Regions from separate parts of the Homo sapiens genome. Here region 2 is linked to region 1. Evidence: chromatin contacts called from ENCODE Hi-C or POLR2A ChIA-PET data. All regions are on one chromosome and are shown on one strand. The core of a region is the stretch at or near the end of the contact, and the rest is flanking DNA. Distances in the headings are between cores, read along the strand shown. Region 1 holds the start of ATP5MC2 (ATP synthase membrane subunit c locus 2). Region 2 holds the start of TSFM (Ts translation elongation factor, mitochondrial).

What was found. A loop is a pair of places that touch in the nucleus more often than their neighbours do. ChIA-PET counts read pairs that join two places held with the same protein, here RNA polymerase II (POLR2A). Pooled maps may share reads with other maps.
Region 2: a pooled map shows a loop between it and region 1 (14-fold over the local background). The contact joins the promoter of TSFM here to the promoter of ATP5MC2 in region 1. A Hi-C loop is called at or near these places in 3 of 50 pooled maps. POLR2A ChIA-PET finds 5 or more read pairs at or near these places in 2 of 52 experiments (BJ and MCF 10A).

Annotation. Positions count from the first base shown.
Region 1 is chr12:53,673,643-53,680,218 of GRCh38, forward strand. It overlaps ATP5MC2 (ATP synthase membrane subunit c locus 2), which reads right to left and starts at 2,441. Exons shown (of 5, transcript NM_005176.7): 1 at 2,411-2,441. RefSeq lists enhancers at 2,143-2,592, 2,703-2,932.
Region 2 is chr12:57,779,532-57,786,107 of GRCh38, forward strand. TSFM (Ts translation elongation factor, mitochondrial) reads left to right here and starts at 3,256. Exons shown (of 6, transcript NM_005726.6): 1 at 3,256-3,327; 2 at 3,579-3,752. The coding sequence starts at 3,271. It overlaps EEF1AKMT3 (EEF1A lysine methyltransferase 3), which reads left to right. Exons shown (of 3, transcript NM_015433.3): 3 at 724-3,010. The coding sequence ends at 1,115. RefSeq lists enhancers at 3,017-3,886, 3,240-3,309.

The DNA.
Region 1 (6,576 bases), core at 1,191-3,690:
GAAACCCCGTCTCTACTGAAAATACAAAATTAGTCGGGCATGGTGGTGCATGCCTGTAATCCCAGCTACTCAGGAGGCTGAGGCAGGAGAATTGCTTGAATCCAGGAGGCAGAGGCTACGGTGAGCCAAGATTGCGCCATTGTACTCCAGCCTGGGCAACAAGAGGGAAACTGTCTCAAAAAAAAAAAAAAAAGTATTAAATTGTGTCTCCCCAAGATCTAAAGAAGATCTGACACCCTATAGGTATCTAAGTTGGTAGAAGTGAACTTACCTCAAACAGAAGGTGAGTTAAAAACCTAAAGGCAGGGTTTCTCCAAGTGAAGTGAGAAGCCCATCTGAACTAGAATTATCTGGGTGGTGTACGTATTAAAAAATGCATATTCTTGGGCGCAACTTGGACCTTCCTGGTCAAGATCTCTGGGGGAGCTAGGTTCAGTGGCTCATTCCTGTAATCCCAACACTGAGAAGCTGGGGCGGAAAGATAACTTGAAGCCAGGAGTTTGAGACCAGCCTGGGCAAACATCAAGACCTCATCTCTACAAAACATAAAATTAGCCAGGTGAGGTGGAAGTGCACCTGTAGTCCCAGCTACTCCAGAAGCTGAGGCAGGAGGACTGCTTGAACCCAGGAGCTGGAGGCTTCAGTGAGCTATGATCACGCCAGTTGTCCAGTATGGGCAACAACGTGAAACCCTGTCTATAAACAAACAAAAAAGATCTCTGGGAATAAGGCTCAAGTGCCCTGTATTTCAAACAAGTTTCCCAGATGATTATTAGGTATACTTAACGCAAGAGCGTGACCCTAAACCCAGTCTTGAAACTGTGGTAGTGGTAGAGGATAGACTTGAACTTGGATCTTTTAAGTTACATGCTTTCTAATATGTCACAGGCTGAAATACTCAGTGAATGCTTAGGGCTATTAAATACCACTTCATTAAATGAACTGAACTCAGATTGTCCCAGGTTAAAACACTTCTGAATCCAACATCTTAATTGCTCTTAATTTATTTTTTGCCCAGGCTATTGTGGAACTCCTGGCATCAAAAGATCTTCCCACCTTGGCCTCCCAGTGTTGGGATTACAGGTGTGAGCCACCACACCCAGCCTTAATTACTTTTAAGTTAATGGATGTCTTCAACTCTTGTCCTATCTAGAACTCTGATTTTTGCCTATATGTAACTCTAACCCAATTTTGCTGCCGTACTATTCAGGTTTTCTTGGGTCAAAATCCAATAGTTCTTTAAGGCTTTTAGAAAAAGAAGGGGTGGTTCTTTTCTAAGGGAATTATACCTTATTATCTTCTTTGTAAAATGCAGCTCTTAGGGGGATTAAGTATGTTCATTTACAAATTAACATACATAAAGAGTTTAATGTGGTGCTGGCATATAATAAACCCACAACAAGGGGTGGCAATTAAGTGATCCCACCATTGGCTATCTAACCATGGCAACTCTGCAATTGTTAGCCTACAACTTGGGCAAAGGCACTATCCAGAATCAGGACTCCAAAATCATCACGGGCTTTTTCCTCAGTGTAGATGAGTCACAGGGGTAGTAACTTAACTATTCCTTTCCTTAAACCTTCTTTTCCTTGTAACAGCAGAATCTGGGGAGGTTAATTAATCCTTCACAGGAAAGCTGGCAGGCAGGGTCTCATGCTGGCCCCACTAGCTTGGCCTTACCCCACCTTTCTGGGCCTGCTGCCTCAACAGAAACCCTCATCTCTAGCCCACCATTTGTGACTTTTACAACTTCACCAGCGTGCCGGGATGCGAGAAAGGTACTGGTAAATAACTAGTGATTCCAAAGCAACCAGCCTCTCTCTTCTGCCTTAGCTATCCCAAGCCACAACCTAACGGGAGGCGATGTTTTGGCTTTTTTTCCCACTTCTACCATGTTCAAGGTTTACTTTTTAAATTGAGGGGTGCTGACTAGAGGGATTGGTGACTTTAGACGATCCACTATCTCCATTGCTCGGAGCACCTGAGGTTCTGGGGCCTAAAGTCTGGAGATTTCAGAATAAAGAAGGCACAAGTCAGGATGAGAAGAGAAAGCAGAGATAGGAGGGGAGAGCCTGGGGGTTGTCACAATCTGAAAGGGCCAGAGGGCGAGAAAAGAGTGTTTGCAGGGACTGGGTGGAACAGGTGAAAAGCAGCACTCCAGGATCTAACTTTGGCCAGCTCCAAGGTATCCTCCCCCTGCGAGACATCCAAGATGGCGCCAGGCCCGCGCGGTTGGAGGTCACCGGCACGCGGAAGAGCCAACTCTAAGGCTAAGGGATAGCGGAAGCAAGAAAGGGCGAGAGGACCAGGGTGGGAGCACGCAAGGTAAGCGCCTCAAAGCATCCGCGCAAGGTGAGGTGTCCCGCGCGCGTGCGCAGCGCACAGAGGGCTCTAGGTCCCAAGGCCTTACCTGCTCCCACTGCAGAGAAGACAGAGAGGGGCGGAGCAGCGGGAAGAGCGAAAGGAAGGCTCAGCGCATGCGTGACCCGGGCCAACGAGTCGCTCAGCCACGGATAGAGTGATTGCAACATACAGGATCAGCTCAGGCATCACAGCGCCGCCTGCCAGGGCTGTGGCGGTATCCGGCCGGTTGCTCCACCTGGCGTTCGAGAGGAGAAACTACAGGGAGCGCCGACTGCAGAAATGAGGCCAACTCCGCGGAGTAAGCCGATCCGTAACGTGGACTGCGGTTTGGTCTGTACCGCGTTTGGGATCTCGGACTTGCGTCCCCTTTCCGAGCATGCGCAGTCGTCACACTGCCAAAACAAAACTCCTACTCAGAATTCAGTGTTAACATACGGTCGGGATTGGGGTTCAGTGCCTAAAATGCAGCAGGAGGAAGATCTTGGGAGTCCTGCTTTCTGTCGCGCCGGGACTCTGGCATCACTGGATGGCAAACCGGCTCCATGGGCGAATAGTCAGCAAAATGCCGCAGCTGCTTCTGGTGGCTTCGCCCTTTCCCCCACTCCCCGTTTCCTCCTTTCCATTCCGGTGATAAACCATGAGAGAAGCAGCATCAGCGAGCCAGAAGATAGGGTTAAATATGATCCGAATCCCTCTTTCCTGGCTCCTGGGACAGTCTAGGAATAACGGGCACCTGCGACCCGCTGTAAGGTTGCGAGGTCACTCCAGGCTTGCCCGAGCCTCTGCTCAGGTTTCAACTACGCGAGTTGGGATAAGCAGCGCCCTCCCCTCCCGCCCCCATGCTCTCCTGAACGTGGGTTTTCTCTCCCCTTTCGCTCGCCCTTCCCCTGATGGAAGGAGGTGGGGGAGGCTTCCTGGCCCTCATCTTTCCTAGGCCTCCTTGTCTCCCAGACAGGACCTGCCCTGCCCTTTGGAACAGGGCGACAAGGCCTATCCAGTTCCAAACCCCTGCCGTCCCTGCATCGTGCTTGAACGCAGCACGAGAAAGACGGGAAAAGCTCACCAAACCCCATAAAAAATAAAAAATAAAAAGAAAGCCGCGGCTGTAAATAAAGGCAAATCCGCCACTCTCTGAGGGGCCGTTTGTCCTCCCCTCCTTGGCCCCGTCCTTCCCGCCGCCCCCTCCCGGCTCCCGGGCCCCGCGGCGCCCCGGCCCCGAGCTCCTCCATTTAATCGGATTTGGGAGAAGGGGAGGATAAATCACGGCAGCAGCTTTACGGTCCCGGAGGAGAGGCGAGCCGCAGACAGGCACACCCCGGCCGGCGATAAAAACCGCCGCTGAAAGCCCACGGAGCAATTTCCCGGGACCCCGAGCGACGCCATTACAGGAATGTAATTTTGCCCGGATGAGGCCCCGAGTTTAATTATCCTCGCGGAGGAATTTCAATGCGGCCAATCCATCTTGCAGGCGGGCGGCAGAGGGATTTATATGGGCCCGTTATTTCACACCGATCCTCCATCTGCATTTTTATGGCCCTGAGCTCCTGAAAGGGAGGGGAAGGAGTGGGGAGAAATAGGAGAAGCGGGCGAGAAGAGGAGGGTGGTAGACTGCCTGTCTTTCCTAAATTCGCATTTCCAGCTCCATCAGGATTCTCACAGGTTCCTCTGAAATCCCCAAATCTCCAGTTTTAGTTGTTGATTGCGCCCCGAGCGGGCAGGTACGTGGGAAATGGAACTGGGATCTTTGGGAATCAATCAACAGGTATTTATCAAGTACCAAGTGGTGCCAGGCACTGTGGAGATGCTGTTAGGAGAAAGACAGGCTAGCAAAGACACAAGTTTATCCCCTGAGGTCTCCAGACATCTCCATTCCCACCAAAACGGAATTCTTTTAAGCTGTCAGCTTCACATCCTCAGTGGCAGAGAAAGTCCACAGTTCTTAGGAGCCACCACCCCCAAACGGCTGTTGCAGCTGTTGCGACAATTTAGACACTCAGATATGGCTAACAATCCCAGAGGAGGATCAGAGAAGGGGCCTGGGAGGAAGCTAAAGCTGGCTCTTTCCAAAAGTTGTTACAGCCTGCGATGTTTAACACTCCCTTGCCCTCATAGAATAATGGGTTCTGCGTTCAGACAAATCTGGGTTCCCAAATTGCTGTGTGATCTTGAGCTAGCTGTTTAACCCCCTCTAAATCTATTTCCTCCTATGTAAATTGAGAAGAATAATAGTACTTATCACACAGCCAATATTGGGATAATACATATGAAGCTTTTAGCAAGGTACTTGGTACCCAGTAAGAGTTCAGTAATTGCTAGCATTAAAATCATCATCGTCACCACCACCACCACCACCACCACCATCACCACCATCATCACCATCATCATCACTGCTTCTATAGTTAAGGGCATTGCAACTCAATTCTGCACTGCTACCTATATGGACTGTTTATTGCAAGGTCCTTGAGATAGTATCTCCTGAAAGAGACTCAACTACACTTTAAAAACGTTTTCACCTGCATAAGTCATACAAAACAAGTTATTTTACTTGCTGGTGAGTGGAGATCTGAGGGGAGGCTGAGAATCCTGGGACTATTACTACGAGGCTTGAAGCAAGAAATCAAATCCGCAAGGGAGCAGTGAGGCTCCAAAAAGGAGGTTTGTAAGGGGAGGGGTGAATTTGAAGACAGCAAAAGATCCAAGAGAAGCTTAGCTGAGGGTCGGAGGATCTTCTTAACTATAGGCTTGGGGAAGGGTCCTTCTTTCACTTCACAAAGGGAAAACCGGGGTCCAGGAAGGAAAGGGTGTGGAGACAGAACTATCCTTTCCAATCAGTCCCTTTCTTTTCCTACCAGACCATATAACAAGGTTGGACTGATTGGCCAGTTTTTTTAATGACTGTGAGTGGCAGATTCTGACTGGTTGGCAGCCTCCCTGCCCAGTGGTGACGAAGAAATGAGATTGATCTTTCCTTTCTTAGGATTGGTTAACAACCCTCAGGGGGGCCACAGACTCATTTTAATTGACTGGATAGGCTAAGAGAGAGGTTCAGCTTCTCTCATATAGAAATTCCAAGTGTCCTTTTCTACAAAGGTCACCAAGGAAGGGTTTTGATTTGTTTATATATGTTTCTTTGGACAAGAAACCATAGCTTAGAGCAGAAAAATCAAGATACTCATGCAGGCATGCCACAATGAGAAAGAGCCACGAAAGAAACAGGAGTGATTTTAAAAACGAGAGAGAGAGAGAGAGAGAGAGAGAGAGAGAGAGAGAGAGACCAGGGCACAGAGAAATGCGAAGAAAAAATATTGCTAGAGAGAAGAGGAAGGGTTTAAATGGTTTGATTTCCATTCCTGATGGCTTAAGATGAGGATACTTTATGATGTGTTTTGCTAGATGCACATGTTGCCAGCAAGTGGCATGGATAGAACAGCTGTCTTCGAGGCAGGAGACTGGAGTCTAGTCCTAGCCCTGCTACTAAATAGTTGAATAACTATGCTAGTTACTTCATCTCTCGAAGCTTTAGTTTCCTCATTTGGAAAAATCAGGGAGAGAAGTAGGTGATCTCTAAGATTTCATCCAGTGTTAACTTTCCAGGATTTTCTTTCTTTCTGCTAAACAGGCACTTTTCTGCAAGTTAAAGTGGAAACTTTGCACTGCCAATACTTTATACATATTGAGCTTCTCTATTTATTAGTGATTGTTAATTTCAAGCTCCTGGGCTGTGATGGGCTGGTGGGAACTGACTGATATATTTTCTACTTTTCCTTGCTAAATCAATTCCCTAAGACATCAGGACTGTGAGACATCGGTAAACCTCCCTACTTCTAAAGAAAGAAAACAGTAGATGAAGGAAGGGAAAGGATCACTGGTATCCAGGCTTCTGAGGGAGGAATCAGTAGGAGAGATGGTGGCAGAGGGATGACCAAAAACATTTTTGCTGGGGAAGAACTTCACCTTCCTTTGAATTTGTTTATTTTTTAATTTATTTTATTTTTTGGAGACAGGGTCTTGTTCTGTTACCCAGGCTGGGGTGCGGTGACACGATCATGGCTCACTGCAGCCTCGACCTCCTGGGTTCAATTGATCCACCTGCCTCAGCCTCACAAGTAGCTGGAACTACAGGCATGCGCCACCATGCCCGGCTAATTTTTGTATTTCCTGTAAGGATAGGGTTTCACTATGTTGCCCAGGCTGGCCTTGAACTCCTGAGCT
Region 2 (6,576 bases), core at 2,006-4,505, 4.1 Mb after region 1:
ACCTCTAGAATGAAACAAAGAAAGCTGTGTTTTTGTCTTGCTCACCTTATATACCCAGCACTTAGAAGGTTCTCCAAATTATATCTACTGCATGAATGAAGGTTTCTGAGATGCTAATCTGACCATCTTCACCCGTTTCTGCCCTTAAAGCTTACTGCCCTCAGTATCGAACCTGAATCTTCTTAGCATGTCATAATCACTTTCCCTTTGTCTCATGTCTTGACACTTTTCTCCCCCTTCCACATCCTCTAAGATGCAGCCTTTCCTGAATATGCCATGCTCTTTCACTCCCAGGCCTTTGTACTCACTGTTCTCTTCTTGGAAAGCTCCACCTGACTAACTCCTACTTGTCCTTTAGGGCTCAGCTGAGGTCACATTTTCTGGGAAGCTTTCCAGACCCTTAAGGCGAGCTTGTGTCAGTGGGGGTGGGTACAGAACCCATCTCCAGCTTAGTCCTGCCCAGGCTTCTGCTGACATCTGATTGTTGTGTGTTGGCCAGAGAGGTTGAAGATTAGCTCAGAGAGAATGTTGATGTTGTAGAATGTAGAGTAATGAGAATAGCAGTGGGTGAAATGGAGGTTGAGGCAACTAAAAGCCAGTGTGGGCTCTGGGCTGTCAAGACATTGTCCTCTATGCTCTGAGGTCTCTGGACCTTCCAGGCAGGAGCCAAGAACCCTTGGTTGGTTCCTCTGACTTGCATTTTTCCTCCTTCCTCTCTCTCAGGGGGGGATGTTACCATCACTGACCTGCCCCTGGCCCTAGAACAGATCCAGGGCAACGTCCAGGCCAATGTGCCAGCTGGAGGCCAGGCCCAGGTGCGTGCCTTGTCCTGGGGGATTGACCATCATGTCTTCCCTGCAAACTATGACCTGGTGCTGGGGGCTGATATCGTGTACCTGGAACCCACCTTCCCTCTGCTGCTGGGGACCCTCCAACACCTGTGCAGGCCCCATGGCACCATCTATCTGGCCTCCAAGATGAGAAAGGAGCATGGGACAGAGAGCTTCTTTCAGCACCTCCTGCCCCAGCATTTCCAACTGGAGCTGGCTCAGCGGGATGAGGATGAAAATGTCAACATCTATAGGGCCAGGCACAGGGAACCAAGACCTGCTTGACATCACCCTTGCTGTTCTTCTCAATCTCTTGCTCTAATGAAGGAACTGTGTATCTCAAAAACCATATTTCCAGAGCCACAAACATGAGGACCAAAAAGGATGGATTTCCCTGGCCTCTCTCACTTTCCTCCTTCCCTCTTTGTTACCCCAGATACTCTTGGGCAGGTGCAGTGAGGTGCCTGCTTACAAGGAATCCCAGAGTTCTGGCAGCACTAGTGTTAGAACACCAAGGAGGTTCCTGGCTCCTGTTCTCAGAGAAGGAGGATGGTAAGGTATCCAGGATTTTTAGGGGGTAAGGGAGATATATGGGATGTGAGAGCAGTGATTGTAGACAGACTGTCACTGATCACTTCCATTCCTGTTGCTGTTTACACAGAATGGACTTTAAAAAAATTCTGTGGGATTTTTTTTTCTTTTTTTCTTTTTTTTTGAGACAGGGTCTCACTCTGTCATCCAGGCTGGAGTGCAGTGGTGTGATCACAGCTCACTGCAGCCTCAACCTCTGAAGGCCCAGATGATCTTCCTGCCTCAGCTCCCCAAGTAGCTGGGACTAGAGGCATGCGCCACCACACCCGGCTAATTTTTGTATTTTCAGTAGAGACAGGGTTTCGCCATGTTGCCCAGGGTGGTCTCAAACTCCTGGGCTCAAGTGATCCACCCGCCTTGCCTCCCAAAGTGCTGGGATTGCAGGCATGGCCCACTGTGCTAGCCTAGGATTTTTTTTTTTTTTTAAGAAAGAATTAAGCCTTAAAAATCTATTGTGCAAGAACCCAACTTTTACTCAGGAGCTGAGAAGGAAGAAGCCTCAAACCACCCATTTCCTGCTTTTTAGAGATAGAGTCTAGTGGAACCATGGCTCTAACTGGGTCAAGTCCTCCTAGCTCTGAAGCTAAGGCTGCAGAGCTGTCCTTTGGACTGTATTTCTTCATGCTTTCCAGAGTTAGAGCCTTGATCACGGAACATCATTGTGTGCAGAAGAATACTGTACCTAGTACTAAGTTCTTTTCATCTTTGATTTTTCTTTAGCTTCATCAGTCCTTCCTTCCTAATCTCTAATCCCCTGAAGCCTAACACAGTTCCTAATGTGTTTTGCCTTAACCTCTTTTCTCTTCCCACATTGGTACTTCTGGTTGGGGCTCTCTTTACTTACTGCTTAGGCACATAGTCACCTTCTCTGGACTCCCTGCTTCCATGCTTTCTCCTTCAGTCCATTCCGCAAACTCTTGTGATCTTCCAAAATTAGCTCTGATTAGCTTTCACTTCCTGTAGAAGCAAGAACAAGCTCCTCTGCTTGGTACTTAGTCTGTGTCCATGTGATCCAAAATTACCTTCCTATTGCATTTCCTACTCCTTTGCTACGTGTATTGGACCTCTGGCCAAATTACAAAAGATGTACTCTTTGTTCTCTAAAACCACACTAAAGTTTTCTGACTTCTTTCACACTCTTTATGATAATCCTCTGCCTGAAAGGCTATTGCCACCTGTCAAAATCTTCATTATTCTTTGCCTCTTTCCTGAGCCTCTTGCTTGAATGTGATTTCTTTCTCCCTGAGACCCATAAGGTTCATCTTATGGGACCTTAATTTGTCTTGCATGGACATTTGTGATTCTCATTTTCTCACCATTAAATTACCTTGGAGGGTAGGGCTGTGGTTTACTCCTGTCTAAACCCCTGAAGCCTAACACAGTTCCTGGCACACAACAGGTGTTCAACAGATATTGTGCTCATTCAATAAATATTTACTCGCTTTGTTTAATGGATTCCACCCCTGCCTTCCTAGGTGACCTTGGACAAATTCTCGAACCCATTCACCAACCACACAAGTTTGTTGTGAGTCATAAATGGATAATGAATATAAATGCGCATTGAAAATAAACATAAAATGTTACCCACATTTCTTGTGTTGTTGTTTTGTGACGACTTTATTTCTTGGTTTCTGTTATTTTACCTGGGGTGGGAGGTGGGGGGTAATTCCCGTATGAAATGTGTCGTCTCAAGAAATCAAGTAGAGGCGAGGACTGTGTTCCTCCGGCCAGCAGGTGGCACCATACTCGTTTGGTGCGTTCCGCTGGAGAATTCTGGCCCTTCCGCCGCGCCGTAGGTTTGTTGCCTCACCAGTGCGCCCGCCGGAGGGTGTTTATCGCGGCTAGAGAGATGTCGCTGCTGCGGTCGCTGCGCGTGTTTCTGGTCGCGCGGACCGGGAGCTACCCGGTGAGAAGTCCTGGTGCTGGTACCGACCTGCTGTCCCTGCAGCTCTCCTGTGCGCCTGTACCTTTCCCTTCCTCCCAACCTCGTTTGACTCCATCTCACCTTCCCCGACAGCATTGCCTCTGCCCAGTCCAGCCCCGGTGCACCCCCCTTTGCACACTGTCCGCTCCCTAAGGTCGCTTCCCTGCCCGTGTACCCTTCACCCTCTGGAGTTTGCTGCTTCCTGCTCCTCATCCCTTTCTTATCTCATCTAGGCTGGGTCTCTTCTGCGTCAGTCGCCCCAGCCAAGGCACACATTTTATGCTGGGCCCCGTCTGTCTGCCTCGGCCTCCAGCAAGGAGCTCCTCATGAAGCTGCGGCGGAAAACAGGCTACTCCTTTGTAAATTGCAAGAAAGCTCTGGAGACTTGTGGCGGGGACCTCAAACAGGTGTGTGTGTGGAGGGGTGCAGGGCGGAGTACTAGAGCTCGACCTCAGACTCTTGGGGCGGTCACGCTGGGGAGCATAAAGTTAGACTGCTCTTCAGTGACCATAATGGCACAGTCCTAAGTGGAAATCTGGCTTAAATGACAACCTTGGCCTTGACTTTGTCTTATTTGAAAGCAGTTGAGTATCCCAGGATTAACAAACCAGACTGTTACGGTGTTTCTTGTTGCCTGGAGCTGAAAGGGTTTGTGTGAGCTTTGGAGTCAGATTGTTCAGGAGTCAAATTGTGGGGCCCCCACACTGTCTGACTTTAGACTTTTTTTTTTTTTTTCAGACGGAGTCTTGCTCTGTGGCCCAGGCCGGCGTGCAATGGCACGATGTTGGCTCACTGCAACCTCCGCCTCCCGGGTTCAAGCGATTCTCCTGCCTCAGCCTCCTGAGTAGTTGGGATTACAGGCGTGCGCCACGACACCCGGCTATTTTATTTTTTATTTTTTATTTTTTTTTGTATTTTTAGTAGAGATGGGGTTTCGCCGTGTCGGCCAGGCTGGTCTCGAACTCCTGGCCTCAGGTGATCCGCCCGCCTCGGCTTCCCAGAGTGGTGGGATTACAGGAGTGAGCCACCGCGCCCGGCTGACTTTAGACATCTTAATCTTTCAGAGTTGTGTAGTTTTTGCCTGTACGGTCATGCGTCTCTTAATAGGAAGATACATTCTGAGAAATGGCGTCGTTAGGAGATTTTGGCTTATGCACATCATAGAGTACCTACACAAACCTAGATGGTATATTGTACTACAACCTGGGCTATATGGAATTGCCAGCTGCTCCTAGGCTACAAACCGTTACAAAATGTTACTGGACTGAATACTGTAGGCAGTTGTAACACAGTGGTAAGTATTGTGTATCTAAACATAGAAAAAGTACAGTAAATAGGCATAAAAGATAAAAAACGATACATCTCCATAGGGAACTTATCATGTATGGAGCTTGCAGGACTGGAAGTTGCTCTGGGTGAGTCAGTGAGTGGTGAGTGAATATGAAGGCCTGCCTTAGGACACTATGGTGCACTATAGTAGACGTTAAAGCACAGTACACATAAGCTACATTACATTTATAAGAAATTTTTTTCTGTGATAATAAGTTAACCTTAGTTTAATGTAACATTTTTATTTTATAAACTTTTAACATGTTTTAAATTTTTGGACTCTTTTGTAATAACAGCATAAAACACATATTGTACAGCTGTACCAAAATATTTTTCTTTATGCACTTTTTCTGTGAGCTTTTTTCTGTTTTTAAAATTTTAAACTTTTTTTGGCTGGGCGTGGTGGCTCATGCCTGTAATCTCAGAACTTTGGGAGGCTGAGGCAAGCGGATCACCTGAGGTTGCGAGTTCGAGACTAGCCTGACCCACACGGAGAAACCTCGTCTCTACTAAAAAAAAATAAAATTAGCCTGGTGTGGTGGCAAGGGCCTGTAATCCCAGCTACTCGGGAGGCTGAGGTAGGATAATCTCTTGAACCCAAAAGGCGGAGGTTGTGGTGAGCCGAGATCGTGCCATTGCACTCCAGCCTGGGCAATAAGAGTGAAACTCTGTCTCAAAAAAAAAAACAACAACTTTTTTTATTGAAATATCTTTTTTTTTTTTTTTTTTTTTTTTTTTTGAGACAGAGTCTTACTCTGTCCCCCAGGCTGGACTGCAGTGGCACAATCTTGGCTCACTGCAAGCTCCACCTCCCAGGTTCACACCATTCTCCTGCCTCAGCCTCCTGAGTAGCTGGGACTACAGGCGCCCGCCACCACGCCCGGCTAATTTTTTGTATTTTTAGTAGAGACAGGGTTTCACCGTGTTAGCCAGGATGGTCTCGATCTCCTGACCTTGTGATCCGCCCACCTCAGCCTCCCAAAGTGTCGGGATTACAGGCGTGAGCCACAGCGCCTGGCCAAAACTTTTTTTAAGTTAAAAAATTGTTTTGTTAAAAACGGAGACACAAACACATACATTAGCCTAGGCCTACACAGGAGTGGCATCATCATTAACACTGTGTTCCACTTTCACATCTTGTCCTGCTGGAAGGTCTTCAGGGGCAGTAACGGGCATGGACCTGTCATCTCCTATGATAACAATGTTTTTTTCTGGAATACCTCTTGAAGGACCTGCCTGAAGCTGTTTTACTGTTAAATTTTTTTATTTTTTATTTTTTTGAGACGGAGTCTCACTTTGTCACCCAGGCTGGAGTGCAGTGGCGCGATAGATCTTGGTTCACTGCAACCTCCGCCTCCCGGGTTCAAGAAATTCAGCCACCCGAGTAGTTTATAAGTTGGAGTACACTCTAAAATAACAATAAAGCATATGTATTATAGTAAATACATAAGCCAGTAACATAGTTGTTCATTATTGTTTCAAGTATCATGTACTATATGTAATTGTATGTGCTATACTTTAATAGGACTGGCAGCACAGACGTTTTCTTTACACTAGCATTGCCACAAACATGTAGGTAATATGTTGCCCTACAATGTTAGGAGGACTACCGTGTCACTAGACAATAGGAATTTTTCAGCTCCATTATAATCTTAGGGACCGTCATCATATATGCAGTCCGTCATTGTCCAAAATATCGTTATGTGGTGCGTAACTGTATAAAGAAAATACAACTGTGTGCCCCATAGGGTTGTTGTGAAGATTAGATTCATCCAAGGCACCAGTTATAATAATACCTGGTATTTGGCATTTAGTGGTAGACTGCCAGTAAATGATAGATTACTTTAGTTTCTGTTAGAGAATTTAGAGAATCAGGAAACCTGAGTATATCTTAGAACTACA